Linked DNA regions of Homo sapiens: regions 2, 3 and 4 are each linked to region 1. A link is an interaction called in ENCODE POLR2A ChIA-PET data of the cell type or tissue named here. Cell type or tissue: CD4-positive, alpha-beta T cell. All regions are shown on one strand. Region 1 overlaps RORA (RAR related orphan receptor A). Region 2 overlaps RORA (RAR related orphan receptor A). Region 3 overlaps RORA (RAR related orphan receptor A). Region 4 overlaps RORA (RAR related orphan receptor A).

Region 1 (8,000 bases):
CAAAATTCCCCAGGTTCTTAGGCAAGATTTGATTCAGATCTGTGGCTGTGAAGCCAGGCCTTTTGCCCTTAACCAGAAGTCTCCAGACAATGGATTTGCAGCCATGACTCATAGAACCCTGTCCCCACTCTCACCAGCAGAGGCTTGGCTCTGGGAAAGATGGTTCAGGACTCTGGACCTCAGGAGTCCCATTTAGAAAAGAATCAAGAGAGTGAGATGTTTGCTCAGCTGCCTTTTCCCTCCAGAGAGGGACACTGCATGTGTCCCGCCACTGCTAGGCTGAAGGAGGAGAAGAGCGAATGAGCTCTGTGTTCACAGCACATCTTCTTACCCAGCCTCTCTGGACATCCCAGGAATGGGGGGCTTAGCTTCTGGTTTGTGACAAGGGGAGGATGCCTTCATTATCCCCTAATCCTGTCTCCGTGGCCCGGCAGCCTGACTGACAAAGCATCCTGCCTGGCACTGTGGCAACTGCCATCGAAGCCTGACCAGCTGGAGCCCAGGCGATAGTTTTTCGAAAGCTGTTACCCAAAAAAAGCAACACTGAGTTGGGTGTAGAGATAACTATCTCTGCTGTCACACCACACGGGGAGGGAGGGTAGCGACAATACCACCTCCTTCCTCGACAACGATACCTTACGGAAGCCAGAGAAATTTAGGCATTGAAAGTAAAAACATTCAGCGTACTTACCAAATGTTGACTGACTCCCCGTGAGCATTTTTTCAGCAGAGAGCTGAGGGAAACAACTTTTTCTTGTTTTCTCTCCACGCCATCCCACAGCTGACACAGCTTGGAGAAAGAACACACACCCATAGACTGCAAACACTTCTCAGGTGGCTGTGAACCCTCTCGGGGCCTCAGGCACTACAAGGTGCCCTCCCTGACCTCCTGGGTATGAAACACAGAGGAATCTAGGGCTGAGTGATTGTGTGCTACCAAAGAGAAAGAGAGAGGAAGCAAAGCCACAATTTGGATCGTCCTGTGGCTGCCGCGGCCACAGCCATCCAACCAGCAGCTCGCCTGGCAGTGCCTACTGGCAATGGGCTCTCTCTGTCTCTCTCTCCCTTTCTGTGGCTCTTTCTTGTTTTCTCTCTCCCTCTCTCTCTCTCCTTTCTTGGGGGCTGTATTGGTTCTGGAGAAGGAGGCCCCTGCCATTGCTTCTGACATTGCACAGGAAAGGAAGAGTAAAAATGCTATTGAGAAAGACCTGGTTTTTCTGTTTTTCCTGGAGGGATTCCTCCCTCGCAAAGGGAGTGGATTAGAAATGATGGAATAATTCGAAGGCCACAAGTGGACAGGTGGAGCCAACACCCCTCCACACACCTGGTCAGTCCATTTTCTGCCCTCGTTCTCTCCTCCCCGTCATGATGTTGTGCTCCGCCCTTTATCTCCTTTTTTTTGGTTGTCACAGTTTCAGCTCATTGTCACTTGTGAGGAAAGTAGAAACCATCCACTGTATCTGGTGTAAAACAGCCTCAAACCTTTTTGAGAAAAGCAGGATACAAATGAATCAATGTGCCAAGCAGTGCCCTTGGGGGCGTGGGACCTGGGTCCAGTGATCCCAGATGGTGGCCTTCCCCCAGGAGAGAGAACAGCACTGTCTCTCCTCCCCTCGCACTACAGTTTGGGTCACTGCCATCACGGATGCCTTCTCAAAACATATCTTTGACCCCTTCTTCCTTCTCTGTGGTTGCCAAGCTGACCCATCCCTTGCTCCTCAGCCATCTTCCTTTCTAAAGTTCACGAATTTGTGTTTTCCACCCCCTTCCCTTCTCTACCACCCCAGGGCCGTCGTCCACTTTGCTTGGATACTGACAGAGCCTCCTTGCCAACATTCCTCCTTTCTCCCCAAACTGATGACAGGTGAAGATTTCCCCAAACAGCAATTTATTTAATATCATCCCTGCAGGAATATCTTCCTTGGCTGCCCATGGGCTGCAGGATAAAGTCCAAATACCTAGTCTCAGCAAACAGAAACTTCTACATCTTGACCCTAACTTACTGTTCAAAGCATTAATCATAATAGATATTTTCAAAGCTACCATTTATGATTTATGGGCCACTTAGTACACATCAGATACAGCGTTAAGCATTGCTTCCTGAGTTAGTTCTCACAAGAGTCCTACATGAAGTTTCATTACTTGCACTTTCCATTTTCAGGCCTGTAGAGATGAAGCAGCTTCAGAAGGCTGACAGTGGGTCAGTGGTCAGTGGTGAGCATTGGACTGCAGATCTTATGATGTCAAAACCCATGCTCTTGACCCCTTCACTGCCCCTTCTACCTGAACGGATGCCCTGTGCTGCTGTCACACCCCTCCCCCGACCCTCCACACAGGTCCTGGGCTGTCATGGTCACCCCCTCCCAAACCCAAACTGGTGCCTGGGGCAGAGGAGCTCTAAGAAGTCCTCAATCCATATGAGCTGAAAGTTCTCAGCCTTCAAAGTAGAAGATCGGGTGGATAAAGAAGACACGCAGCCCAGGAAGCTTCAAGTAGATGGGCAGTGAGTGCCAGCCCGCCACATCTGCTGAGTGAGAGTGGGTGGTGGAAGAGCTGGGGCTGGCTGTATTCATTTGAAACGTGGGCTCTTTCTCTGCATCCTGCAGCAGCCTCTTTCTCTGTCCACCCTTCTCGTTCACCCACCACACCCCTCGTGAAACTCCATTCCTAAGGTAATTCTCCAAATGTCCAAACCCAAGATCTACTCAGCCAAGAAGCTGGGTTCTGCCGCTCTCCCTCCCCCTGCTGTTCTGCTGCAAGGAAATGGAAGAAGGAACAACCTCGCTGGGCCACTTGGTGATTTGTTTTTTCCTTGCTCAAAGCACAAACATGCACAAATCTCAGAGTCCCCATGTTAAGCAGAGACGCTCCCTGGTCAGTCTCCTGCACTCTAACTTCCTAAAAATTAAAGAGTCAAGGCAGAATCAGACACGGTAGAAGGGAGAAAAGGCCTCTTAGTAGCCATAAAGTCCAGGTACCTCATTTTACAGGTGAGGACATCGGAGCCTGGAGAGAAATAACTTGTCCAAGGTCATTCAGTATCAGAGTGGTAGAGCCCACACAGTTCCCAAGGCCTTTTCTCCCAGGCGGAGAGCTCTTTCCCTCTCCCTGTGATGTGGCTGCTGCAGCCACACAAACCAACTGTTCTTGTTACACGTGTCATGGTCAAATGTCCACTAGCTGCCCAAGGGCAAGATGAGTTACAAGAGCAATTCTTCCCATGACTTTACAGTTGTCAGGAGGGGTCAAGGACGCTTTCAAGATTCACACTCTGACCGTGGCAAGCCAGGTTCTCGGAGGGTTAAATGACTGATGAAAAGAAAGCCAAAGGCTGAGTCAGAACCAGGGACAGAACGGCTGGCACAGCCCTGTCTTGCTGGGGAAGGCAAAGTTCTCCATTTTGGCAAGGTCCGTGAATGTCTCTTTTTGCTTTTCCTGGGTCTCTGGTGCACTTGTTGGATTGAATCTTAAAGCATACCCTGAATGCTAAACATCTCAGGATAATGCACTAAGTCCTTCCTCAGCTGGGCTGGCCCATCTTTCTACAGCCTCACCCTAATATACCTACTCTGCTCAGGGCACAGGAAACATAGCCCACACTTTCACATCTTCATTTACTTTTTTTTTGGTTATTCTCTCCACCAGGAATATCTTCCCCTCTTTAACTGGCAAACCTGCACTTGACTTTGAGGATGGAGTTTAAATGCCTGCTCCTTTTCATAGCCTCCTCTGGCTCTTCTCTCCTAGTCCCCTCACTTGTCTTCCCAGAGAACTCTGTTCCTGGCACCTCTCTGCCCTTCCTGAGTTGAATTCTAGCTATTTGTTAACATGTTTTCTCCTATGGCTGTCCTGAGGCTCTCTCAAGGACAGTGACTCAGTCATATTCATCTTTGTACCCTGGGTTGTCAGCTCAGTTACTGGGACACAGAGGGAACAAAAGAATTACTACTTTAAACTACACAGAAATGCATCTACTTAAGGAAAACTTTGCTCCAAGTTCCCAAATGGAAAAGCCAATGAAGGAGTTGTTGTTGTTGTTGTTGTCGTTTGCCCCTAAGAGTATAGCAAAGGCCCCCAACCAGCCAGTTTTCATTCTGAATGGTAAAGTGTCATTTTACAAGCTGCTGCCACGAGCAAGCCTCCACGCATGTCGAATGCACACTTGTATGCATGCACACACACATAGGAGCTAGAAGGAGCTGGTTGCTCTATGGCAAGAAGCAGCAAAGAAGATAAGATCACCATACTGCAAAGGAAGGTAAGCCACGTGATGATGTGGGTAACCCCAGGCACAGATGATACCCTCAGCGAGGCCCAGCTTAAATCTAACCACATCAACTTTTCATGAAACAGACATGAAAAAGTAAGACTAAGACAATTACAAAAAAGGTGGTTTAATGCCTTCTTGCCTCGATGGTATCAAAGCTATTGGCTCCAGGGCTACACTTGGGGAAACAATTCTTTGAGATAAGGAGATGAACTATCTGCTCAAAAGAATGTGCAGGAAGCCAAGGTAACTGGGCAACACATAATGAAACGGTTTGTGGCCAATGAGCCGTCTAAACAAAAATATCCCTGGTAGGCATCAGTTGTATAAGTGAAGGAAACCAAACCCACCCTTGTTTCAAAGTGAAGACTTTGTGGGTGCCAGTGTGTGAGTGTGTGTGTGTGTGTCCTCACTAAATATTATAGTTAAAGTGAAATTCACAAGTCCTCCAGCTGTGGCTGACACTGGTATAAAATGAAAAGGTTGAGAAGGTGAGACTAGTTGTCATACAGCAACCTTGAAGTGCCTTTCCGGGTGGCACTGCCTGCTATGTGAAGGCTCATTTGCTGAATGACCATCACTACGTCAACACAAATTGAGATCTCAGCATTGATTTATCGGTGTGTGTCCCAGAAAGACACACTGCATTTCAGCATCACGGTATTCTGATGTAGTTAGGTTCTGAATTCTCTGAGCCACAGACGATGGTATGTTTCTCCTCTCTGAAGCTCTGCTAATGCCTCGTCCCTATTTCCCTGAAATATGGTTTCCCCCATCAGTTTTCAACCTTTTCGTTTCCCCAGGCAATCTTTTGATGATTCTTTAAGGTCCCCAGATCCACAGAATGTGACAGCTGGGATGAGCTTCCGGGGGTGCCGATTGGAAGCTTTACAGGCTCTAAAACTTGCTACTGAATCTCAGCTCTGGCATTAGTCGGTGTTCTTTGATTTCAGGTAAGTCACACAACCTAAATCTCAGCTTTCTCATTTATAAATTGGGACTAACAGAACCCATCTTCTAGTTGAGTTTGCTTTAGAAATATATGAGTTAATTCGCATTAAAGTACTTAGCACAATTATACACCTCAGTATGTGAAGCCATTTTTTTGTTTGCTTGTTTGAGATGGAGTCTTGCTCTGTCGCCCAGGCTGCAGTGCAGTGGTGCGATCTCCGCTCACTGCAACCTCCGCCTCCCGGGTTCACACCATTCTCCTACCTCAGCTTCCCGAGTAGCAGGGACTACAGGTGCCTGCCACCACACCCGGCTAATTTTTGTATTTTTAGTAGAGACGGGGTTTCACCTTGTTAGCCAGGATGGTCTCAATCTCCTGACCTCGTGATCCGCTCCCCTCGGGCTCCCAAAGTGCTGGGATTACAGGCGTGAGCCACCGCGCCCAGCTGTGAAGCTATTTTTATTACCACCACCAGCATGATCCCTTCAGACCCTCTTAATCTTGAGGTCCAGAGAGATAAAGTAACTTGTCCTAGGGAAATGAATCTTGGTTGAGACAATAACTATTGTCTCTGCTATACAATGATTAAACCAAAGATAGCAGCAATCGTAAGTGGCTGTCAGGGCTCAGGTCTACTCGCTTCCAGGTCAGAACCACATTGGTGCCCGTACTGTGATTTATCATTGCATACTTATTTTTTTCAGAGTGTAGCACTTGATAGGTACTGTATAAATATTTATTAATCAGCTGATTGCAAAGATCACTGCTGATTTTCAAAGCAACAGGTTTCTCTATCGTAACTGCTTCTCCTCCACACTATCACGTCCTTATAATTTCAGAACACCCATCTAGGAAGGACTCATACTAATGTGTTATCAGAGGGAAACATTCCACCCCTTTTTGGAATGCAGATATAGATTGCTCCAGATTTCAGGAACACTAATTAGAGCCACTGGTAATTTGACTGAAGCGCTAAAGCACCAAAGCACTCACAGAAGGCACCTTTGTACTCACACATTAGAGCTTTTGTCACTACATATCAAAAATGGTCAAGCTGCCTTTTGATGGTACCCGCAGGCTGGATGACAGGGTCAAGATGCCAGCCCACCAAATCCATCATCGGAAAGAAACTCGGGGCCAGCCCATCTCCTAAAAGCTGAGTATGTTGCACAGATTGCTGGTTCTAAATAGGATATTCTAATAAACATTGCTATTGTTTTTATTGTCTTGTGCAGTATCGAATATGCTTCTCACATACTAGACTTTATGCAAAACCACCATGACCTAAATGTTTAATTCAGATCTTTATTTTCTGTTTCATAACCCCTTTTAATATCACTGTAAAAATCTAAATGGATATACATGATGCTCTTTTGGTACCAAGCTTTTTGGGCTATACTTTTATGGTTAATATCAGGGTCACAGCAAGAGCTCAAGAGAGCATGGGTATAGCTTAAAAGTGCCTGGAATATACTTCTTGTCCTAGCAATTGATACCCTCTCATTGCTTCATTGAATTTTTCCTGTTCTTAACCTCTGCCCTTGTTTTCAGTAATATTAGTATAATGAGTTGAATAAATGGCCCTATCTATAAAGAAATGGGAAAAAAATCGGGCTTTGGCTGAAACTCCCTTGAGGATTAAAGGTATAAGGGTGAACGCAGAGGTGAACTTAGATATCTATGAAATAAACAGAGACAGGGTGTTTCTCGGAGGTTGCAGCCAGGCAAGAGTCTAATCAGAGTCTGTGGCTGAACCTCATCAGCTTCACCAGAGGACACATCCTTTCTAGAATCTCCTGTTCCATCCCCTACTTCCTGTGGCCTACTCAGAACCTCTGGAATTGGGGATGGCTGATGGGAGTGACAGGTGGCCCATATGTTCCGTGACAATGCACTGTTCATTGCTTTTCTGAACACCTTTGAGTAGACTTTGCACTGGATTCTGAGAACAGTGCCTAGACATGTACTATCCAAAAGTAGCCACCAACCATATGTAGCTGTCGAGCACTTGAAATATGGCCAGTCCAAATTGAGGTATGCTTCAAGCATAAAACCCACACTAGATATTGAAGATGTGGTACAAAAATGAATATAAAATATCGTATTAATAAGTTTTCCATATTGATACCACGTTGAAATGATAATACTTTGGATAGATTGGGTAAAGATAAAATGTTTTATTAAGGTTAATTTCAGCTGTTTCCTTTTACTTCTTAACATGTGGCTACTAGAACATCTAAACTGACAAATCTGATTACATTGTATTTCTACCAGACAGCACTGCTCTAAACAACTGCCAGAGAAACTGTCTTCATCCATGTACAAGTTAGCCCAGTGAGAACACAACTCTCCAGCCCTCTGCCCACGTTCCACTGCACTCAGAATGAAATCTGCGCTCCTTCTCTGGCTCCCGCAATGCAGAGGGACCTGGGCCCTGCCTCCCCCTCCAGCCCCCGCTTGCTGCTCACTTCAGTCATGCTGGCATTTTCCTCAGAATCTGCAGGCTTCTGCCAGGTCCAGGATCTTTGCAGCCTGTCCCCCTCATCTGTTTTTGTCGTGTGGGTCTCCTCTCAAGTGGCAGCTCCTGGGAGAAGCCTTCCCTCACCTCCTGTGGTAGGAAGAATAATGGCCCCCAAAGATGTCACCTCCTAATCCCTGGAACCTGTGAATATGCTACCTTACATGGCAAAAGAGACTCAAAGGAGGAAGAATTTTGAGATGGGGAGATGATCCTGGGTTATCCATGTGGGCCCCATATGATCACAAGAGTCCTCATAAGGG
Region 2 (8,000 bases), 57 kb before region 1:
GGGTTTCAGAACCTTTCAGATCAACAACCTGTCTGTTAGCCACCCTGAAATGAAGGAAACCCAGATCCATGTGGCTAATCATCTTTTCAAGACTGGCAAAGAAGAGAATTTGTACGCATGATAATAAACCATTCCCACAATTAGTTTAACACAATGATTTCTGGTCAAACCTAGGGGAGCCATCCCTCCTTTACATCAACGGCTTCCACATGCTGGTCAGTAAACAGTATGGGCAGGCCCATGCTTTGGTTCTCACTGGTCTGTATCTAACTGGGGAAAATAAGGATAACATAATAAGTTTCCACGAAGCTAAATATATTCAAAGGAGAGAATTATTCCTTACTCTAAGATAATGTCCTTTCTATTTTTTCAGTCCCCAAAGTCCACTTTTTAGGGGAAAGATGACAAAAAATAGATGGAGTTATTTTGTTGTTGTTGTTGTTCATGTTATTCCTTTGCAGTAAAATATAGGGACCCTGTATTGGCCTCCCCAAATGTTACTGAAATCATACTGCTTCATTAAGCACATTAACCTTGGATCTTCCATTCAATGGGGGAGATGGAGATTCTGGACATTCCAATTGGGTCACTCCAAACTGTGTGGCAAAAAGTTCTGGTCCTGCTGGCATTTCAAACTGTGCTGCACAACCATTATAGAGCTTTGATTCCATCACTGTGTCTGTCTGTCTACCCTACCTGGCTGTGAGCATCTTTGCCCAGGAACCACTGCCTGATTCACCCTTCTGTTTCTGGTGACTAGCCCAGCACTGAGTGTACTGTTGTTAGACTGAATCCATAGTTGGATGTACAATATGGGTGAAATGCAAAGAACAGCTGTAAAATTGAAGAGAAAGCTTTCAGTGTTGGTTCAGAAGACCTAATTAGCATCCTGGTTCTGCTATTTAACAGCTGTATGACTTGAGCAGTGACTCTCTCTCATACTAATTTCTTTTCTTTAAAGTAGAAAACCAACCTAACCTCTATAAAGTAGAAATGTCGCCTATGCCCTTCACCAGTATCCTAGCTGTGTCCTTGTGTGAAGGGTCATGTGAAAGTGCCTATACATACATGTTAATTTCATTCATTTCTCTCCATTTTATTCCCTGACCAGATGCTTCTCATATTTAGATGTCACCCCTGTCCCAGCCCTGGCGAGAGGAAATTACAAAGCAAAAAGCCAGATCCCCCAACCCAAGGATGTGGAAGTCCAGAGGCAGCTGTCAGCATGCTTCAATTAAAGACAAAATCAAATACAAGCAGCATCCGTTTGCATTTACTCACGATTATTGTGTTTGACAAGATAACCTGTACCCACTTGTACATTCATTACAGAGCTTCTGAAATGATTTTTCTTTGTCTGTGAACATAGGAATTTTTAATGAACAGTTTCAGTGTCTGGTTTCATGCACTCGAAAAGTAAACATCAGTGAGCATCTTTCTAACAGGCTTGATCCATGCCCTCAGATGGTCTACCAGGAGGCAGACTTGTGTGGGTTTGAAACTTTCTTCCTGAGGTCACTGATGGAAACAAAGAAGGAGAAACTTTCAGCATCCCCTTTCCAGTGATAAACATTTTAAATAAATGAATAGGTAAACAGAGAAGGGATCTCAATTTTAATTGCTAGTAAGTGAGGCATAAAAAGGAAAAGAGAGAGTTGTAACTGCCAGGACAATCTCATGCATTCTTTTGAACAGATTCATCTACAAATGAATGTGGCACAAGGAAATGTCAGGTGTTCTGCAAGCAGTAGCTCAGGAAGCTCAAGTCAGGTCTCTCGTCTGTCCCTCCAGCTAGCTACATCTCACATCATGCTTCCTCACGTTTCAGGGCTGCAGCCTCGGTAGCCTTCACCCAGTTCCTCAAATACATAATCCTTCCTCTATCCACAGGACCTTTGCATATCACACTCCCTTTGTCTGGTTCAGTCCTATTCATGTTTCCGATCATCGCTTCCTCGGGGAAGCATTCCTCCCCTCCATATTGAGGCTAAAGTATTTCCAGGGGACAAATCCTTCATTGCGTTTGTCACTGTTGTTGTTTTACATTGATTTGGTGGCAATCTGACAAGCTCTGTCTCCTGCAGAAGACTGTATGCTCCGCACAACAGGGCCTGTGTCTCTGTTCTCCATCTCATCTCTGGCACCTCACAAGGTTGGTACTCAGTATAACTATTTGTTAGGCACTAAATGAATGGAATGAATGGATCCCTGACAAATAACTTCACCAAAATCTTTTATTAAAGACTTGCCTTTGCAAGGAACCCTGTGGAATACGCCAAAAGACATGGTTCCAGGCCTCTGGGGGCTTCATCAGCTGTAGATGTCATGTTTATACATACACGACATCACTACGGTTGAGAGTTGGGCTGTATCAGTGTACAGGAGTGCTCTGGATAGGATGTTCTACCTTGGACAAGCCACTAAATACATCTGTCCCTCCATTTCCCCATTGATCAAATGGTGACAATATCAGTGTGCTCCTTGTTGAAAGGTCAGGGGATAAAACAAGATAACAGAAACAAAAATGCCTCAAAAAGATAAATATTACTAATACCTTTTACCTAAAAGTATCCACCTCCTTAACCAACTCTACAAAGAGTCTTGAGCCTCGCTAGAGAAACACGATGGAAGCTACTCTCTTTGTGAGATGCACCTTGCACAGCAGGAGTGGGCTGGGCCAAGTTGGGGGCACAGTCCAGGCAGGTGGGAAGACAGAGATGGGGCTACTCTAGAGAGCTAAAGGACACCAACCTTCTGCCACCAGGGCCAGCCAGGGTTGACAGTGGATCACGTGGCCTCCCTGAAATAGGGCTACTGAGCAGCTTCGTGATGCACAGAGACCCAGGGGAAAGGAGCAAAGGGCCAGATCCTGCTGCAAAACACACTGCCCATCTGCCCTGAGGTCTGTCATTCCTCCAGTGGTCCTTGGGCCCTGTCTTGCCTGGGACTGGCAAACAAACAGGAGGCCTCCTCCCTCCCTGATGCTCACCCGACTGGATCCACACCTCACTCAGCAACAGCTGTGCGAGTGCAGGTAAAGTCTTTCTGGAGTCTCAGCTCGTGATAGGCATTTAGCAACCTTCCCAGCGGAGGTGTGGAGCAGACGAATGATCACAGAGTGAGAACCATGGCTTTTCTCAGGGTCAGTGTCTCAGGAACCATGGGGTGGTGTGTGAGTGGAATCTTGTCAGTGTTTTGTGAAGATACCTAAGACTTTCAGTCTATAGCTCTGAGAATGTCATCCCATTTTACAAATGAGAAACAGAGAGGTTAATAAGCAAATCTACAGCAAGTCATTTAATGCTGCAAAGGTGTAGTCCATGGAAAGAGATCTAACAGGAAAACTCAAGAGAAATGCTGGGGAGCGCCATGGGGCCAACAGAACAGAAGGCCCTGTTACTGCTCAAGCAGCTGCCACCAAGCCTGCGAGCTCAAGGATGCTGGGCTGGCTGAGGGACAGATGTGGCAGGCATGCACGCGATTCAACAATGCAACAGTCCCTTTCTTGTTTGTTTGGAAAGGTTGTACCCGCCTCGAATGCTAGCAGCAATCACGAAGGAGCCACTAACTGTGGCATTTCTTCACAACATTTCCCCTGCAACTGCGGTCAAGGTGGAGGGATGGCCACAACCAGTCATCTTTTCTGAGTGTTCCTCTGCAAGGGGTGGAGTGGGGACAGCATACGTTAGTGGGCTAAGAATTTGCTTATCTAACAGAAATACAGCTTAACTAACCAAGGGATACATACAATTGTTCTTACAAATTCTGCAACCCATACTGAGCACTTATAAAGGCCAGGCCCTGTGAGAGATACTGAAAATGCAAAGCTGAATAAGGCACCTTGACTGCTTTCAAGGAGATCTTTCCTAATTGGCTAGGAGAGGATATAACCCAAAATTTACAGCTGCCTTTTGGCAAGCCTATCACTGCAATCTACAAGGTGCTATGAGAACTTCAGGGAAGGAGAAACTCTGTGGGAAGAGCCTAGGAAACCTTCCCCAAACAAGGCATTGAGGAAAGAGTGGAAGTTCATCAGGCATCAGAAAAACCATTCATTCATGTATTAACATTCAACAAATACTTAAGAAGTATTGATTGTGCTGGGCACCCTTGTGGCTGCTGGGGATACTGCAGTGGGTGAAACAGCCCAGTTCCTACCCTCATGGAGCTAAGTCTGGTGGCAGTGATAGGCACACAAATAGTGAATCACAAACTTGGAGAGGTCTATGAAGGAGAAGTACAAGGTGTCTGAAAAGTATCTATCTGGGGAGCTGATCATGTCTGAGAGGCAGAAGAAGCTTCGGTGGGGATGTGACATTTGAGCCGAGACAGGAAGGATGCTGAAAGCAGGGGTAGGCTGAAATTTCCGGGCTGAGTGAGCATCATGTGCATTCATCCACTCCACTGACATTTATGAAGAACATGTTGTTGCACCAGGGTCCCTGATGATGCACAAGACACATCTCTGACCTCAAGGAGCACACAGTCGAGTGGGGAGACAGATGATTGCAATAGAATGTGCTAAGTTCATGGCTGGTGGGGTGGGGAATGCTTTCCCATTAGAGGGAACAGTGTGTGCAAAGGCCAGGAACGCACAGCTCAAGACATTTTAGTGGGAAGTTAAGGGTTCCAAACTCCCCTCGATTGACTGCTATGTGACGTGTGCTTGACCTATCATCTTTCTTTTTCTTGCTTAAGAACGAAACTCCTTTCTCTACTAATCACGGTGTTGCTGCACCAAGAAGAAGCCGCCTCAGCAAATGCTGACGCATGCATTTTGCAGTGAGCTGGAAGTGCCTGGCCTAGCTTGGCCTGTGCCTCCCTCCTTTCCTCCCCAGGCAGGATCCACACAGTCATCAGCACCACGGGGCTGATTGCTTAAAGAAGGCACCCTCCCTGCCTCATTGCTCCAAGCTGGCCTCAGCCCAGGTACCTCAGCCACACCCACGGCCCATCCAAACCTGCTGTCTGAGGGTCAGAGCCCCCTTCCATGAGAAAGCCCCTGTCCCGCTTAATAACATTTTCTCTCTGCCTGTCTAATTAACTCCGTCACTGTATCTGCAGTCAGATAAAATGCTCATTTCACACCACATTAATTTTTATCAGCTGAACATTAAGCAACACAAAGCTATCTATGCTTGGTTTAATTTACATACTGACAGACCTACAAAGCGTTACCCACAGTGGCTGCGAAGCAAATAAGCAGAACTGGCATCAAACAAGGCTCTTCAAAATGAAATATTGATTTGCAAGGCTGACAGTAAAGAAGGGTTGGAGGGCTATGGGAGAAGAAGCAAGGAATAGAAGAGTGATTTTTCCTTGAAGAACAATTATTGATGTTGTCACCAGTAGGCCTCCCAAAGGCCAAACAGAGGAGCCAGCTGAGGCCAGGATCCCAAGGATCAGGTGTTCCCAAGGAACACAGCCCCACAGTCCATACTGCTCCCTGGAAAAGGACTCTCTTCATCCTGGCATCAGAGGCCATCCCAGCCCGAAGGAAAATGCCCTCAAACAGCAAAGTATTTTAATCACATACACAAACACTTAATATATCTTGCTTCTGTAACTTTGCTCAAGCTGTTTCTCTAGAAGAGTCTTCCTTCTATTCCATGGCCAAACTCAAGCACCACCTCTTCCAGGAAGACTTCCCTGGACACCCTGCTTCCTTACAAATGTGTTGCCAGAATTCCCAGCACTGGGTCTGCATTGCACCGACTATCCATACCGTTTCTTGATAATCTATATGTATGTTTCTTTATCCCACTTGTTGTGAGCTCTTTCAGGGACAGATCTAGGTTTGGGGCAGCTGAAGTTTAAGCAAGTTAGGGGATTTTCTTTAAGAAGAAAGAATTGTAAAATATCTAACTTTTGCAAATATTACAGAAACCTATAACCATGAAAATAAATTACTAGGGGCATTCTCAGGGCTTTAGGAGAGGCCGGTGCAAATGAAGGGTCCTGAAGTTTAAGTTTTATCAGCTTTGAAGTGGGTCTACTTCTGGTCTCTTGAGTGCAATTCCTTGCTTGTAACAAGCATTCAATAAATATAGGCAGCATGAATTAAATGAATAAAGAAAAAGGAACTACTTTGGGGTGCCCAGTCTGTGATAGGCACAGCCAAATAACTTTGGGAAGGATATTCTCCTCTAAGCAGCACAGCAGCCTATAGATGATACAACCGATAAGTGTTGAAGCCAGAATTGATTTCCAAGACTCACCTTCCTCCATCTGAGAACCTATGACCCAAGAGAAAAAGAAGCAATACCCCAAGTGAAAAGACAAGTGGCTCACACAGGTTAAGTCTTTAGACTTTAGAGGTCTTAGCACTCATAATTTCACCCAGACCAGTGGTTCTTCCACTTTTGTGAGCATCTAAATCACCTGACTCACTTATTCCATGGCAGATTCTCTGACCTGCAAACCAGAGAGTCGAATTTCTCATGTCTGTATAATTGGAGTGGAGCCTGAGAATTTGTATTTTAAATGTGTCCACTCACAATCTTGGTGCAGGTTTTCGAAGACTACACTTTGAGAAACCTTAACTCAACTACAAATGTTGATGTTGAAGGGAAGTGCACCAGGAGAATTAATTGGGTGAGCGCTGATGGAGAGGCTAGTGGAAAGCTGTATTTCCTTCAAGAAGCTGGGATGTGACTTTAACATGGTGTGGCACCATGGCCTCAGGAAGACTGGGGACTGACAGAGAATGGAAACTGCAAGTCTAGAACCTGATGAGTAAGAAGGCTGTATACATATTTTAAAGTGCCTAGGCAAGCCACCAGTTTGAGAACATTCCTCGTCTTTGTGTGACTTTCAACCTGCAGATGTTTTCAACTGAGTCCCCCATGAAGGAGAGGAGCTGAAGACCTTCTCCTACCACAGGGGCCAATGCTGGCTGAGTATTCTGCTTTGCTATGTTAAGAATTTCAAGAGGTAGCTCCTGGATATGTAATGCACAGCGCTCTTGTCCTGGTTATATATGGCTTCTCATGAAGAAAACTTCTGGCCTAGCTTCAATTTCACAATTATGCATGCTGGGGCTTGTAGGTACCAGATGGTTCCAGGGTTACCACAGGTATTTTCCTTTCAACACCATCATGGTAACGTTTTTCTCTTCAGAAATGTCTATGACCTTCAGAGGCCCTAGAAACGCCCCCCCATTGCCCCCCCAAAAAGCTTCAAAATCCAGGACTGTCTATTGTTTCATTGTCTTTTGCTTGTTTGGTGGTGTTTATTGGGAAGAAAATGCAATAGATGCTTTGGTATCAAAAAGTCTGGCTCTTTTAGAATCAAACGTACATAAAACTGATTGTAGAACGAGCCCAGGCTGATGTCATGGGCTCTGAGTTCAGGCCTGATTCAGTTACTACTTGGGCAAGTCACTTAACTTCCCTAGGTCATCTCATCTGTGATATAGACTTGATAATATTAGTTCTGCCTCCCAGAGCTGTGTTAACGGAGACAAAGTGTTTTGAAATATCTAAATATAAATGTAAGGGCTATTGGCTTTTGGTCATAATCTACTAACCCCTTACAGATAACAGTTAAGTTATCTACACACAATAATTTTTAAAAACCATTTTCAAGGCAATGGAATGCAGTCAAAAGTCCAACAGGAACTGGAAGGGAGTCTGTCCCCTGAAACATGAACCTTCACCAAGTAAAATTTATGAATTTGTGGGGTTTTGTCTGGGAGCACTCCCAAGTTAGCTTTCAGCTCTGGATAGCTTGAACTGTCAGAGAAATAAGTCAGAAAAGGAACAAGAACATAAGGGGAGAAATTCTGGAAAGGTGGGAACTGCAGAGGCAGCAAGCTGCAAAATCTATGTACAAAATCTGCCCAATCCTCGGCTGGCTGCAAAAATATATGTGCATGAGGGAGACTCCAAGGGACCCAATACGAAGAAGCAGCTGGAAGCTAAAAGAACAGAAAAGTGACTTTATCTGCTGTCGACCGCAGGAACAACAGAGCTGGAATTTGAGTCCAGGCAAGTCGAGTG
Region 3 (8,000 bases), 140 kb before region 1:
CTTCCCTCTCAAAGAATATAGAACATCACTCCTTCCAATTAAGTACACGGACAATATCTTTTATCTCTTGATCCTAAGCCCCTGCCATTGTGTCTGGCACATAATAGCTTCTTGGAAAATATCTCTTGAATATTTGCTGAATGAATCAAATGTGCCTTCAGGAAAGGTACAGCTTTATGCAAACACCTTAGCTTCCTAGAAGTAGTGTAAAAAAAGCTTCACATGGGCAAGAACCACCATGGATCAAAGGGGACTGAAGAAGTTAGGAGAAGTTTATGGAGGAAGTGAGTCAGTATCTCACAGGATCTCACAGAGAAACTTCTAACTGGGGATTCAGTTTCTCTCAATTTAGTGTCCGGTGAACAAAGGATTTGGAACTCACCGACGTACTGCCTCTGCTCTCCCCTGTAACTGTGAGAATGCATTCACTAGCTCAATCACTCACCGCAATATTTATCCATCACCTACCACATGCAGAACTCTGACAATGCCCAGGCCCTCCACCCGCAGCACAGGCTCCGGGGAGTGCCCTGTCCCCGACTCGGTCTGCTGTGATTTTTCCTGCCCTTGTCCTTGCGGGCCCATGCTGTTTCTATAGGAGAGAGAGGAACGGTGCTCCTCTCCTTCCGTATTGCAAACATGCTCACCAGTGACCTCAGAAGTCTGGAGGGAAGAGTGATGAGGCAGTGTTTTAAAAGGGCTGTGAGGTTATCAGAGCCTGTTACATCAGTCTTTGACTCTTCAAAGGCCTGGAATACTGTAAGACAACAGCAACTTCTCATAAAGGTCACATTTCTGTAATTCCCTCTTAGACCCTCCCGAGGAACGCTTAATTGATCAACTAACATGCAGGAAATGCTCTAAAAGGCAGTTTTCACAAACTGGTGGAGGATAAAGACAAGATCTTTCTGAGAGAGGTAGTTTAGGATTATAGCTGAGAGCACAGGCAGATGATGGAGTTTGAGGCTGGGATCAGTGCTTACCAGCGGTGGAACATTGGGCAAGTCACTTACCCTCTCAAAGCCTCGGCTTTCTCTTCTGTGAAACTGAAATAATGATGGTACTCTTCTCATAGGGTTGTAATTCGGCTTCAATGATCTTTTCTTTTTTTGAGACAGAGTCTCGCTCTGTCACCCAGGCTGGAGTGCAGTGGTGCGATCTAGGCTCTCTGCAACCTCAACCTCTGCCTCCTGGGTTGATGCGATTCTCCTGCCTCAGCCTCCCGAGTAGCTGGGATTACAGGCACGAGCCACCATGCCTGGCTAATTTTTGTATTTTCAGTAGAGATGGGGTTTTGCCGTGTTGGCCAGGCTGGACTGGAACTCCTGACCTCAAGTGATCCGCCCGCCTCGGCCTCCCAAAGTGCTGGGATTACAGGCGTGAGCCACCGCGCCTGGCCAGTTTCAAGGATCTTATGTCTGCAAACCATCAAGCAATGACCAGTGTGGAATGAACTCCTTCAAGGGTATGTGAATAACCTTAGGAAGTCACATCACTTATAAGCCAGTATTAATATTAATGTTACCTAGCTTGGAAAATTTTACAAGGATTAACTGAAACAATGCATGTGCAAGTGGTTGTCACATGGTAGGTCCTAAAAACGGTAGTTCCTTAAGATTACTGGCATGAGATTTTTCTATGATGCTATGTTTAAAACTTCATTCTTGAAGGCTGACTTTAACTCGGTTTGTTTGGGAGGAAGCCCTCTCCTTCCATGGTCACCTTGTGTGGAATGGGCCTTTTCCCTCTTGCCATTTTCATTCAAAATATCTGTGGCAGTGCTGCGGAATATTCCAATACGTCCCCTTGACCTCTATCCATAAACAGCCTTTCTCACAATGAGATGTTCCGAGTTTAGGAGCCTTGCTATTTTCAACAAAGAATTAATTGCAAAGTAATTAAGTTTAGAGCAAGGGAATAGATGAACCCTGTCTATCATAAAGGAACAGTGTGGATGGTGACATAATGGAGCAAGGAGACGATGCTTCAGATTAACACACACACACACACACACACACACACACACACACAATCTCTTTTCTAAAGCACACAAAGAAACCTCCCATCACATATATTGACAAGATAAATCTAAGCTGCTTAAAGAAGCACTTAATTTTGTTCTCATTAAGTCGCAGGGTTAAGGGCTTTACCCTCAACGCCCATGGAAGCAATGTTAGGTTTTCACCTTGGAAAGTTCTCTGAGGCCCTAAGTCCATTGACAAATATAGCACTAAGATGTGTTACAGAAAATTGCATCTGAAAGCCAGTTGCTTTGCTGGCCTCATTCCCACTTGGCTCTGTGTTCTTCAATGAACATAGAACGCACAGAGAACACCAGAGGGGCACACGTGTTCATCCCTCTGCCTTAATGCACACAAATTATGATCATCCCACTGTCTGATCAGCAGTGGATCTAAGGTGGGAGGGTGTGCAGCTTAGATGGGGACAGTCACAAGCCGGTTTTACTACTAGAGCTAGGAGGCTTAATCTTCTTAATAGCGATTAAGTTGATGCCACCCTAACATTTTCTCTGGTTATTTCAGGGACTGAGAAGGTGCCAGCTCACATCACACATCCTTTCTGATGATATGAATGGAGAAGTCTATGTCATAATTTAAGGTGCATTCTTACACATCCTGTGTTCTGATTAGAGCAATATATTGCCAGATACCTCATCTTTGCACCTGAAAACACAGTACCTGGGATTTAAGAAATATTTGAGCACTTGAAAGGAAGAAAGAAAAAAAAAAAGGAAAGAAGGGAAGGAAGAAGGTCTAGAAGGACACATACCAAAAATTTAACTGTGATTGTATCTAGTAATTTTCTTCCTTTCTACTTTTATGTCTTTTCCATAATTGTTATAGTGAGTATTGTTTTACTTTTATGACGGGTACAATAAAATGAACTTGATTTTGATCATTTACTAAAACTGCTTTCAAAAAACATCAATTCTAATACAACGTGCTTTAAAAGTCTTCATTACCCTCAAGGAATTTTACCTCTGACTCTAGGCAACACAGCCGTGACAAAAATGCGCCACTCCAAGCTTCAATAGACGAAGTCTAAAGTTAAGGTTTCTCCCGAGGTGTTTACATCTCGGCTCTTCTCTGGTGCTTTTTCATGGTTTGGTTTGGAGGTGAGTTGTAGGAGGGGCCACACCGGCATGCGGTTGCAAGGAGAGAAGGGTGTTGCTGCCCTCCCGGCATCACACCCATCCTAAGAGCAAACACAACCCACAAACTTGGGTGTCATACTGCCTGGGTGGCTCCCCAAAGGTGCTGGAGGCACACTCCTAGAGGGTGGGGCCGAGGAAGCTGAGATGCAAAAAAAATAAAAACAATGGCCAGGGCTCTGTTGGGCAAGGTTTTCTGTTGTCTTCTTTCTTCTTGCCCCTACTGTTCACAGTATTTGGCTAGGTTTTGCTTAAATCTTTCAGAGAGGAGTGTTAACCTCCCAAAATGAAATAAAATATAAAAGGAAATAAAATAAAAGCTTGAAAAAGATGACCAGGAATGCCATAGAAAGAACGTAGAGATAGAACTAAAGTTTAGGGTACTTCAAATGCGTAATCTAGGTCGGACGGGCACTGATTCACAGAATACTATATTAGAGACCCTCACAGCAAGCCTTGTTGGTTATTGATTCAGTTCCAGACCATGGTTACCTTTCGGTATTGTACAATATTGGCTTGAAGTGCTCCACGTTTGCACCCCTGACTCATATTGCTCTGGATGGTAAATGAGCTTGCACACGACATCACATTGCTCCCCACTCTGACCTACATTATGTTTTGCTGTGAATGAGTTTAATGGATTAACATCTGATTGGCATGAGCTTCCACGTGTGACTGCCGAGGGTTGGCAATGCTTTTCGTGAGCCCACAGAGGCATTGCAGACGTTTGCTCTGAGTTTTCGTCTCGAAAATTTTGCTTTGTGTTTTGTTTTGCTTTCCTCCTAGTAAGAGTATCGTTCTCATTATGACATTTTTGTGCCAGAAAAAAAAAAAGAAAGAAAAAGTGAGCAGTTCCCTACCTACACAATGAAAAACCTAGGTGGTTTTTATTGTTATCCAAAACACAGGGCATGCTGAACTGGTTTCATTTGAAGGCAGGGCTTGTATTAAATGCCAAATAAGGAATTTTTACACAATGTGGAAAATGAGGCAAATACAAAATGAATATTGGGTTGAGTTTTCCCTGAAATTTCTGTGGACTGGAGTTTGGATTTAAAATTTTCCACTCATAACTTACATTATCAATTTGTAGACTATCACCACAAGTATGTGCATAATGATGACCCTGTGATTTCTGAACAGTTACTTAACTACAATGGGATTTAATCAAAGGATTCAACAATTGTAGGGGCAAAAGGCCGTAAAATGAACAAACTTAGAACTGTAGAGCTGTCTTTACTATGCAATTATGATAAAGGTCGAGACAAGGCCATTTTCTAAAAGCAGAGAGGTGATTGTAGTGTCTATTTTCTTTGGTAACTAAGACCTTAAAAACAAGCTTCTGAAGTTATGGTTAGAATTAGAAATCCATCCCATTCCCTTCACCAACCAACCAACTGACATTTTTTTATTATTAAAATTTTTTAAAATATATATTCTGTTCTATAGACTGTAAGAATTAGGAAAACTGGGAGATAATTTCTCTAAAGGGAAGTATAATCTATTTGCTTAATGATCCTACAAGGAGCTAATAAGTATCATCTCTCTTAGAAATAATAATACTTTGCTTTTATATAGAATCTTTCTCCAAGGAGTGCAAAGTATATTACAGATAATATCTAATTAATCCTCTTAGGGTCCCCAGGTGAAAGGGAAGTGGCAGGTATTATGAAGGTTCATTGGCACCATCAGCATGTCTCAGGTGAGGAAATGGAGCTATAGAAAGCACGGTAAAAAGGGCACACGCATAGTTATTTAGGCTAGATCTGCGTGACCTCAAAGCACCGAATCCACCCATTGACAAGAAGAATCAATTGAGTTTGAGCAAAAAAACAGGATCGTTTGACTGAATGCTTTGCCTTTTCCACCAGCTGGGCTCATGTAGCATGAGTTTTAGTAGGTTTGCCAGTGAAAGAACCCACATTACCTGACTTCCAGCCTGGTGGCTTCTTCAGAAGGACAGCATGGGTAGTACGGATTGCTTCAGTTTCCCATTTGCTGCTTGACACAGCACCCTCAAGCAGCACATCAGCCATGTGGCTGTGGTTTGGTTTCTCATTGTCCTTTTACGTTTGGTTGCCTGGAGTCTGTCCATTGTTCTCTGCAAAGTGGGTCTGTATGGGGTATTTTGGGGGTGGGGCATGAAGGAAGGTAGTATGGTAAGAAAGGGGCAGGGGATTGAATAATCTGTTTTGGTAGCTTCTATCTGTTGAAGCAATAGGAGATACACTACAAGTCTACATCTTTTGTATCAAGATAAATCACAACCTGAGTCTTGAGAGAGGGAAGTATTTGTCCTGCTGCAAGTGCTGCTCCATTTCACTTTTAAACATTCCATGGGCCAAATTCAGCTTCCCATTGTCACAAATCCTCTCTGGAGACAGAAGCCCATACCACTGTCTTGATCAATACCTGATGAACAGGAAGAGAGTGCTTCTGCAAAGAGGGAGCAAACCTTAAAATAAAAGCCGAAGTAGCACTTCCTAAGCTTGAAACTCTTCCACTGACAAGCTCTCTGCAGAGTTGGGGCTCAGCTAAAATTACCTCCCAAAAAGGAAAAAGCCTCCAAGAGAAAATTCAGTCAAATTAACAAACTAGTTGCCTCTGATGTGAACTACATTTTTGACAGGTTGAGATAATAAATAGTTTCTGATTCTTACTTACCTAGCTCAGGAGAAGTTGATAGTGGTTTTACAAGAGAAAGACACTAATAATGTCACTTGTTGTGCAAATGGAGGCATACAACATGCTCTGAGGGAAGATACCACTTTTTCCAATGTTGGAACTCAACAAGTCCATCCGATGGCCCTCAATTGGCCACTGGAATCTGTAACCGTTGGTTTGCCACTAGACAGGTGAGCATCTACTGAAGCTTCTCAGAATGGAAAAGCTTCCATTCTGGCTGTTGCGAAGAGAAGAAATCTCACCCAGTCCCCTGAATTCACTCTAGCCTGCTCTCTGACTCTAGCTTGCCCCTCATACAAGTACGAATATTTCCCTTTAAGCATCCATGGTCATCTATTTCTTTATTTTATTTATTTATTTATTTATTTATTTATTTATTTATTTATTTATTTGAGATGGAGTCTTGCTCTGTCACCCAGGCTGGAGTGCAATGGCGTGATCTCGGCTCACTGCAAGCTCCGCCTCCCGGGTTCACGCCATTCTCCTGCCTCAGCCTCCCGAGTAGCTGGGTCTACAGGTGCCCGCCACCACGCCTGGCTAATTTTTTGTATTTTTAGTAGAGATGGGGTTTCACCGTGTTAGCCAGGATGGTCTCGATCTCCTGACCTCGTGATCTGTCCGCCTCGGCCTCCCAAAGTGCTGGGATTACAGGCGTGAGCCACCGCACCTGGCCCACGGTCATCTATTTCTTGAAGCCACTCAACTGGTCCTTAAGTCCACCCACTGACATAAATCCTCTTTTAATAACCTCGTTGACCTCTTCCTCTCCCACAGCTCTTCTCTGTTTCCATGAAGTTCCCATTTGTGTCCAGTTCTTGGCTGGTACACTGGCCATCCTCCAGCCTGGAATATCACCCTACTCTCTAAGTTTAGCCTCTCCCCTTATTTAATACTGGGGCACATACTAAGTTCTTCCAGATCTGCTTCTCATCCTGTTCCTCTCAGCCACCCTGTAGGATTTGTATAGAACACATTGTATACATACTTGAGTTCATGTTTACCACCCATTTGCAGGCCTTTTTTGTGGATGTATGCTCAGCCTCTCCTTCCAAACTAACTGTCACCTCCTTGGACTGAGGCTTAGAGTTTAGGGTTTTCAGGATAGAGAGCTTATCTGTTAGGTCCTTTGAACCGCTCCCTAGCATTCTGGCAATAGAGGAGCCCTCTGTATTATTCGTGTTGATAGCCCAACTAGGACTCTCCTAGGTACCTATCTTCTTTTTTAAAACAAAATGTAGCCTGACCAACATGGTGAAACCCTGTCTCTACTAAAAATACAAAAATTAGCTGGGCTTGGTGGTGTGTGCCTGTAGTCCCACCTACTTGGGAGGCTGAGACAGGAGAATCGCTTGAATCCAGGAGGCGGAGGTTGCAATGAGCCGAGATGGCACCACCGCACTCCAGCCTGGGCAACAGAGACTCCGTCTCAAAAAAAAAAAAAAAGGAAAAAAAAATGTTACCAACATCACATCCAAGTGGCATTCAACTCTGGCTTGCATTAGAAGTTGAGTTCTTTGTCATTTTATGCCTGTATGTGTGTCCCAGGGTGGGTGGGAGAAACACTTACAAATAGCTTCTATTGAATAAAGGGCTATGAAGGAATTTTCCATAACACTTGCACAAAAATTATTGCATTTAACTCCCCAGGCTCTTCATAGAAATCCTAACATCTTCCCCTCCCTCCCAAGCCTTTTCAGTTCCCTACACTTTCCCCCCAACCCTGTTCCCAGGGTATAGCGGCAATAGAGCAGCTAAGTCTGTTTGGTATTCAGTTAGAATTATTTATATATCAGAGCTCAGGCTTGTTTATGCAGTAGAATGCTGAAAAGGAAGTGAATCAGATCTATTCCCTAACAGAGCATCCAGGGGTCAGGGTGAAAACAAATACTGATGATAAGGTAAAATCCATGTTCTACAGTCAGCTTTATTATGAACCTCAAATACCACAGCCACGCAGGACCAAGGCCTTGATGTAGTGCCTGCATAGCTAGCAAAGAATACGTGAGCAGCTAGTCATTCCTATCCTAGGGAAGCTCCTGAGCCCATGAGCATGGGGAAAATCCCAGAGGCCTTCAGGAAACCATTGATTTTCCATCCCTTCCTCCAGGCCTACACATCCCAAAACTTATATCAGAAAGATCCG
Region 4 (8,000 bases), 120 kb before region 1:
TTTATGGCTAGGATGGTAGACTTCTGTGAGGTGCCATATTCCCTGTGAATCTTCCCCTCCTTCAGAGATACCGCCTTTTGTATCATCTTTCTTCCTTCTCTTCTGAATGCACTTGCAGTTGCAAACCTAAAGGAGACAGCCTGTTGCACTGGTCCAGGGAGAAAAGCATGCAAACTTGGGTTTGAATTTCATCAATACCACTTACAGGCCAGGTAATTCTCTCTGAGCCACATCTGTAATATGGAGCTAAGATACTGTGGTGTGATCATATATATTGGTTTTCATCCACAGTCCCTGGCTCATAACTCCCATATCCTTTGTTACAGTCTTGTTATAATGTTGATTGTGTGAGGCCTCAGGGACAGGTCTCTGATCTTCTCCTGCCCTACAGTCACCTGCCCCAAAGCAGGACTCTACTCTTTCCCCACCTTTCTGATTGTAGGTTTTAAGACCCTCCTCAGAGAGAGTCCCACCCTATACTCTGAAGAGAGATAATGCTGATATCATGACGCTTCCATAAAAACCCAGGAGGGCTGGGTTCAGAGCTGAATATGTGGAGGTTCCTGGAGAATGGTGCCCCAGGGAGGGCATGGAAGCTCCGTTCCCCTTCCCCCATACTTAACCCTAAACATCTCCTCATCTGTATCCTTTGCAATATCCTCTATAATAAACTGGTAAACATGTTTTCCTGAGTTCTTTAGACTACTTCAGCAAATTAATTGAACCCAAAGAGAGGGTGGTGGGACCCTCAACTTAAAGCTGGTTGGCCAGACGTTCTGGAGGCCTGGACTTGCAACTCGTGTCTGAAAGCATGGGGGGCAGTTGTGGGAACTGAGCCTTCAACCTGTGGGATCTGACAATATCTCCAGGTAAACAGTGTTAGAATTGAATGGAAGGGTACCCAGATGGTGTCTGTTACTTGGTGTGTGGGAAAAACTCCCACGCATGTGGTCACAGAAGTCTTCTGTGTTGATTATTGTTGTGGTGGTATGTATGCAGAGGGAAAACTCAGTTTCTGAGAATTTTTCCCAAAGTGGAAATCCACCCCTGAGCTTGTTATGGTAGATAAATGAGAGAATGTACAGCACCCAGAACAGTGCCTTGTACGCAACCATTCAACAAACAGCAGCACCCTCTTCTCTTTCTTTTCAAGTATCATGCCCCAAGTCAGTTCTTCATCCATGGTCCCAGCAGGAAAGACTTGAGGGCATAGCTTGTAATACCTATAGCATGTAATAAAAGTCCTATGGCACTGGCAGTTAGAAGGCAAGGTACAATCTTCCTTTCTTGGCAGTAAGTTATAAAACCTTTATCATGTTTTTTTGTCTTCTGTCATCACTCCTAAATTGGTATATTTGGCATTGTCATTAATTAACTAACACATTTTACTGAGCCCCTATTATGTGCCAGACAATAAATAAAAAATACAGATGAAATCTCCAAATGCAACCAGCTCCCAGATTAGCTAGAGTTTAGGTAGAAAAACTCTGGATAATTGATTAATAAGGTCACATCTTCTTCTTTCTTTTTTCTTTTTCTCTTTTTTTTTTTTTTTTTTTTTGAGACATTGTCTTGTTCTGTCACCCAGGCTGGAATGCAAAGATGTGAACTCTGCTCACTGCAACCTCCACCCTCAGGGTTCAAGCGATTGTCCTGCCTCAGCCTCCTGAGTAGCTGGAATTACAGGCATGCAGCACCATGCCAGCTAATTTTTGTATTTTTAGTAGAGACAGGGTTTCACCATGTTGGCCAGGCTAGTCTCGAACTCCCGACCTCAAGTGATCCACCCACCTTGGCCTCGCACTGGGATTACAGGCACATTGCATTTTCATTCTAAGATTTGGTGTTCTACGGATAGGACCTTCGTAACAGCAAAGTTATGTCACTATGGTACAGTTGGCATAATAAAATTAGTTCAACATATAGGCAAAAGAAATGATGGTCTGGACATCACTGGGCAGAGTTTTTATTCTTCTAAGTTCATCAGTTACTGGTAGAAGGATCGTGCTAGAATGCTCAAGTTTCCCATCTCATCCCTGATGCTGCATTCAGAAGCAAACACCACACCTGCCAACATTCTAAAGGTGGTTTTCTTGTTGGGGAATTCAAAGTGAAGGTGACAGCAGAGAGTTAAAGACATTCACTTAGAAAATGGTCACTCCTCACTTTTAAAAATGAGTCCGGTAAATGAAAAAACGTTAGATTTACAAATTGAATAGAAAAAACACTCTATAAGAAGGTTTTCTGGCTAAATGAATGAAAGGTATCCGTCTGTGGTTTAATCACATTCGATTGAATAACGGTTGTTAGCTAAATTTGACTTTCCTGTCAAAATTGTCACCATGTTGCAAACTGACTTTAAAAGACTAACTAGAGCCAGAGTGGAGTAGTGAGAAATTAATACACAAAGCTCGGGTAACAAGGAATTCATCTAACCATCCATGTCTTGACCTCTTTCTAACCCAAAGTACAAAACTTGGCAGGAAGCAGATGAGGAAGTCATTAATATGTGGAAAAGGATCTCTCAAAGGCACATCAAGACCCTGTGCCTTTCACTGATGAAAATCAAAAGGAATTGTACAAATATTTACCACAAGAAAATAATTCTAAAAGGTGAAGGATTTCCACAATTGACACAGAGCTCTGTATTACTACCTAGGCAAAGTTTCTGGTTAGTACAGGCTCCCGTGCCGTTCTGAAAGTGAGGTGTAGAGGTCAGAGTTCAAGGACTGGCCTTGAGCTCTTTAAAAAGATAATCAATCAGCTTTGTGTGTGTGTGTGGGGGGGGTGTGTGTGTGTGTGGCATTTCTAGTTAAAGATGCAAAAGGCCTGATGAAAACTGTTTGGGTCTTTACTTGATCAAATCAACTGTAAATTTGAATATGGACTCAATATTATATAACATTAAAGAATTATTAATTTTCTTTTGGTTTGATCATGGCATTATAGTTATATAAACATATTTAAAAATATATACAGTGAAGTATTTAGTGTTGAGATGACATGATGTCTGAGATTTTCATTAAAATACTTCGGCAAAATAAAAAAATGTGTGTGTGTGTGTTAGCAGGAGGGGTAAGTGAAACAACGATGGTAAAATGTTGATGGTCATTGAAGCTGAATGATGGGTTCACTGGAGCACTGCACTTTCTCTCAACTTGAGTATTTTTGGAAATTTTCACAATAAAAGATTAAAAATCCAAAACCACAAAATATAGGGTTTCTTAAAAAGCACTAAAAATAGTTTACACAACAATACTGACTCTTGCCGTGAAATGCAGAGAATAGGTGCAAAAACCCGAGAGCAGTAATTAATGGCCAATCTTATGTGCATTCCTTTAAGCACAAGCAGCTGTCATAAACATCTTAATTTAAAGAGTTGGGGTTTGGGGAATCATGGCACTGCAAAAAGCTACGTCCTGCTGCTGCTCCACAGAACTGGTACATATCAGACCCTTAAATTTTTAAACACAGCTTTCATGTTTTTGAGAGCTGAAAAACCTTTGAAAAGTCAGCTTGTTAGGAAATTCACCTTGCAGACTCCTACTTCAAGGGTTGGTGGAGGTGCTTGGGTACCGGAAAAATTGATTTTGGGATGGGGGTGGAGGTTCACAGGTAAACATGTTGTGTGCTTCAGAAGAAGCTAGCTTGCTCTAAATATACGGGGCGTAGCTACATTGCAGTGTTGCCTTTCAGCAATGCAAAATATACCACCTGGCTAGAGAGGTATTTCAAGTCTACAAAGCCCCACCTCCCAGCCTTTATTGTTCCTTTTCCAGTCTTTGTCATAAAATAGAAAGAGGCGGCATTTTGAAGACGGAAGAAGCACTAAACAGGAAGCAGGAGCCTAAAATCGAGTTTCTCATACTGCTGTGTGTTACTGTAAACACTAGGCCATGACCTGCCCTAGGTGCTTCTTCTGTGACATAGGATCAGCATCTCACACCCATGAAGGTCTCTTGAGTCCCTTAAGGCCTAACACACCTGAATACATGGGCTGTGATACGGGAGCTAGCCTGATGCCTCCATTCACCCCACAAGATGTAGTCCTCGCCCTGACGGCAAGACGGCATGCGAGAGTCCTATTTGGGTTGTAAAGTTTAATGCGAGCAGAAAGAGGCAGACGATAGCTAACATAATCTAAGTTAACCATTGAAAAACCCAGACTGTCCAATAAAAATACTGGAACGAACCCAGTCACCTTTTATCAAGGGTACATTTAACCATCCTCATTGGTGGCTACTTCCATTCATGGTCACGCCCTTCCCTCTTGCCTCAGGAACTCAGTATTTGTGTGTAAATAAGGACGTGTTGTGGTATTCTGGGTGCTGATGGTTCCCCAGGAACTTAGGGACACCTGTGTGCAGGGCTGCACTTGACAAGAAACAAAGTTGCCGGCAGCACAGGACAAGGCCTCCTATTAATTTCTCGAATCGATCCTGGCAGTGATTATCTGGTCCAGGAAAGAACAGGTCTTTGTTCATAGCACCAGATTTGAATTTTTTAAAACAACACTCTCTATTGCCCGTAAGAATGACTAATAACGGGCGGCTGTAATTTCCCAGAGTTTGTGGGTATGACTTCTTCAGCTTTCCTTGCATTTGAATTTGCCATATTTCGACTGGGGGCTTCCTAGGGCTTTCAAGCACAATGTAACCAAAACCCCCAGCCAGCTCTCGGTTCAGCCTGGAGAACTTTGTGGTACTCTCGAACTTACTACTTCCTGCCCCCACACCTGAGAGTCTCCCCGCACACTGTTTTCCCTGCATCATCCACCATCAATCAAACAAACAGAGAAACACAGAAACCTCAGTTCTCAAGTGCAATCAATACAACCTCCTTTCCTGGGGTAACGATGCCTTCGTTTTAAAGGTCATGGAATGAGTCAGGGGCAGAAGAGAGAAACAGAGGCCGTGGGTTCTTTGACTAAACATCTCGCAGAGAGATCGGTGGATCCACAAAAATGACCTCATTAAGCTGCACCAATTGCCGGGCGGGGAGAGCAGTCCAAATTAACAAAAAATCAGAGTGATCAGAAAACAGTTTTGTTATTTTACACATGGTCTCAAGAGCTAGACAAATAAATTTGCCTAGTGTATGTTCTAAGTCACAAATAGATAAGAGGAAATTGAAACCACAATAGCCAAGCACCTCCCTGAGGAGACCAAGGCTGGGCTTCCATTACAATAATATTCTTATTTATGTTTTCTCATGCACATTATTTAAGTATATATTTATTTACTCATACAGACCAGATTTGTTGAGTACTGCTATGTGGAATTCACAGTATGAAGTGCCGTGGGGCAGGCAGACCTGGGTACCCTCAAAGAACTTGGTAAATAGCTATTTCTTAACTGCTAGTAAACAAGTTTCTCTTCTAGTAAGAAAAAATAATGGCTGGAAAACTTATTTACACCTTCAATACACAAGGCTATTTTGCACAAACCAGATATAGGAAACATTTATATATGGAGCTTTTCTAAAACAGATAAAATCAGGGCTCAGTCTTCTTTATGAAAACAAAAAGTAAAACACTTTGCAATTTGAGCAAAGATTATTTCTGCAGAGGGTCATCTCTAGTAAGAGGTGCCTGCTCCTCAGACCAAGTCTGTCTCTTTCAGGGCCATTCCTTACTGGATGGTGACTCATTTTACTCAAGGACTCGCCCTAGACGGCGTGCAACCAACCCTTTAGAAACACATCAATTGTTTAAACAAACTATGCCTGTATTCATTTGCTTAGCAAATCATTTTGTCACAGATTTAGCCCAGCCAGAGTCTAAATGATCACAATTACTGAAACTATACCAATACCTTTTCTACTGAAAACCTATCAAAGAAATAACATCAGTTCACATTATCATTATTGATTCCTGCCCTTTTCTCCCTTAACTCCATTCTCTTCCCTTTCAGTTTGTTATTTATTTTCTTATGTTCTGAATTTCAAGAAGACTTCCATGTGTTGTCAACATATGGTACATCATTCACATAAGTACATAAAATTCTCTATATGTCATTAAAGAACTGAGCTTGTGTTCCAGTGAGTGAAACTGAAGAGGAAATAAAATCACAAAGATAACCCCACAAATTAAGGTGCAGCTAAAATAGCAGCACCCTTCCCCCATCACTCACTGCACTATTTCTTAGAACTTTTATCTTTACATATGTACAAATAAACAGAGTGTTTCTGTTCTGCCTTATTTGTGTAGAGGACTTACGTGCAGCTCTCTGACCTTCCTCTGGCTCTGATTAGCCCCTGAGGGACGTGGATCACCCACATGCAACAGGCTGCTGACACCAGCAGAAAGCTGTCTTTCAGAACAATCAAGAGTCCCACCTAAGGACATCATGTCCACCTGCTCTTCTCTGGTTCAGCTGACTTCCCTGGACTTGCTTTCTTGTTGCCCTGATCTGTGCTCCGTGCCAGATCTCACAAACAAGGCTGGACTCTGCTTATTCCTGGCCAGTCTTGTCCTGTAGTCATCCAAGAAAAATACTGGAAAGGAGGACCACAACCTTGGCCAGTGGAGACCCTGTCATTCTGATGAACATTTCTAACACAAGATGTGAAGACCCTCCTTCCCATTTCTCATCCTTCCCTCTCCACGTCTCACAAACACCAAGTCTATTTCCCAGAGAAGTGGTCAGGGTGCAGTGAGTCAGGCAGCCAAAGTAATCCTGCAGGTGAGCATGTTGCCACTGACCCTTGAGTTTAACTTCTTACCAGATCTCTGCAAAGATAGAAAAAAACTAGCTTGCAAGAAACCCCAGCTCTCTGGATGATCTGTCCTTAGGCTGCTGAGATTTTCAAGGGTGTGCAGACAGTTGAACTTCACTTATTTTCAATAATTATAAAAATACATAAGAATTTTATGTATTATTTAAATGATACATAGGGACTCCTTATCCAAGAAAGATATTGTCAAAACTAGATTTTATAAAAAGGCTAACCATTATACATAAATAAATGGCTTAACATATAAAGTTTTATTTTAGCAATAGCAGCTACCCTTAGTTTCGATGCGCATATAGGTTGAAAAAGGTTTGCTGAAAGAGAAAAATAGACTGTTTATCATCTCAAAACTGGTTGAGATTGACAAATGTGATCCTATCAAAACCATTCCCCCCCCCACTCACATAAAATGGCCATGTTCTTTGAAAATTTGTGGAAAATTACTTTTTTTTTTGAAAATTATTCCCCTCAGGGCACATAAGGCGCAGGGAAAAAGCAAAGGAGAAACTAAGTTAAACTAGTTGAGTACTTTCTCAGTGTAATGATTTGAAACATCAAATCCCCCTAAATAAAATAAACAATAGATTATCTGCAAATAATCCTCCCTGGAGGTTTTCACACTAAAACAAATATGGAATAAACTCATGAGACTTTATCAGAGTCACAGTTAGGACTCTAGCCAGGAGTACACACAACTCCATCCATCCATCCTGCCATCCACACATCCATTTATTCATCTATTCAAATAACAAATCAAGAAGTATTTATTGAGTGCTTACTACATGCAAGATCTTGCTCTTGGGGCTTGGAGGCTACAAGAAGGACCAAGGCAAGCTCTCAATCCACAAGGAGGGTGAGAGAAAGGAAAAAGTTTGGAGTATGTGCAGTTGTGTAGAGGTTTCTTCAGTGCACCAGAGACAAGATGGATCTGTGTGGCACGGTCAACACTGTAGCCCTTGACCTTATCTTAGAGAAACTAAGTGCTTGAGGTAAAGATGTTAATTCCCTTAAGGCTTAGCAAATGTACCAAATCTGATAGTGTGCAATCTGTATACTGACTTTACCTCTGGCTTCATGTTATGATTCCTACCTTTGTTTTCTTTCCACCCGGATTTATTCATGAATTTTTATCTTGGATACTCTATGTGGTATTATAAGCCACCTCAAATCCTCTTGGGAAATAAAGGGGTCTAAATTCTTAAAGGATAAATACAATTACCCTGCTAGATCACTAACAATGATAACAAGGATGGTAATTCTTATTATCA

Evidence for each region. Peaks named below come from ENCODE experiments on the same cell type or tissue, not always from the same donor. Only the 100,000 strongest peaks of a DNase experiment are listed, where the experiment ranks them.
Region 2: POLR2A ChIA-PET joins it to region 1 with 15 read pairs; 6 of 35 experiments call an interaction of 5 or more read pairs at or near these places.
Region 3: POLR2A ChIA-PET joins it to region 1 with 11 read pairs; 6 of 35 experiments call an interaction of 5 or more read pairs at or near these places.
Region 4: POLR2A ChIA-PET joins it to region 1 with 28 read pairs; 5 of 35 experiments call an interaction of 5 or more read pairs at or near these places.

Annotation. Positions count from the first base shown.
Region 1 is chr15:60,840,379-60,848,378 of GRCh38, forward strand. All of the region lies in intron 1 of RORA (RAR related orphan receptor A), which reads right to left. It overlaps LOC124903500 (a long non-coding RNA gene), which reads right to left. Exons shown (of 2, transcript XR_007064666.1): 2 at 7,373-8,000. Among named protein-coding and RNA genes, the nearest start is that of RORA-AS4, 81 kb to the left of the region's middle. In CD4-positive, alpha-beta T cell, no CTCF peak of the experiment used is centred here; DNase peaks (open chromatin) are centred at 93, 603, 933 and 4,273; H3K4me3 peaks cover 2,720 bases; H3K27ac peaks cover 3,823 bases.
Region 2 is chr15:60,783,812-60,791,811 of GRCh38, forward strand. The region is part of intron 1 of RORA (RAR related orphan receptor A); the gene reads right to left. Among named protein-coding and RNA genes, the nearest start is that of RORA-AS4, 24 kb to the left of the region's middle. RefSeq lists enhancers at 4,380-4,880, 4,881-5,381. In CD4-positive, alpha-beta T cell, CTCF peaks have their summits at 4,085 and 4,287; DNase peaks (open chromatin) are centred at 4,140 and 4,770; H3K27ac peaks cover 1,492 bases.
Region 3 is chr15:60,701,133-60,709,132 of GRCh38, forward strand. All of the region lies in intron 1 of RORA (RAR related orphan receptor A), which reads right to left. Among named protein-coding and RNA genes, the nearest start is that of RORA-AS2, 24 kb to the left of the region's middle. In CD4-positive, alpha-beta T cell, no CTCF peak of the experiment used is centred here; DNase peaks (open chromatin) are centred at 3,209 and 3,799; H3K27ac peaks cover 1,888 bases.
Region 4 is chr15:60,716,257-60,724,256 of GRCh38, forward strand. All of the region lies in intron 1 of RORA (RAR related orphan receptor A), which reads right to left. Among named protein-coding and RNA genes, the nearest start is that of RORA-AS2, 39 kb to the left of the region's middle. RefSeq lists enhancers at 4,264-4,313, 4,354-4,403, 4,874-4,963, 4,994-5,103. In CD4-positive, alpha-beta T cell, no CTCF peak of the experiment used is centred here; DNase peaks (open chromatin) are centred at 4,055 and 4,715; H3K4me3 peaks cover 1,039 bases; H3K27ac peaks cover 4,117 bases.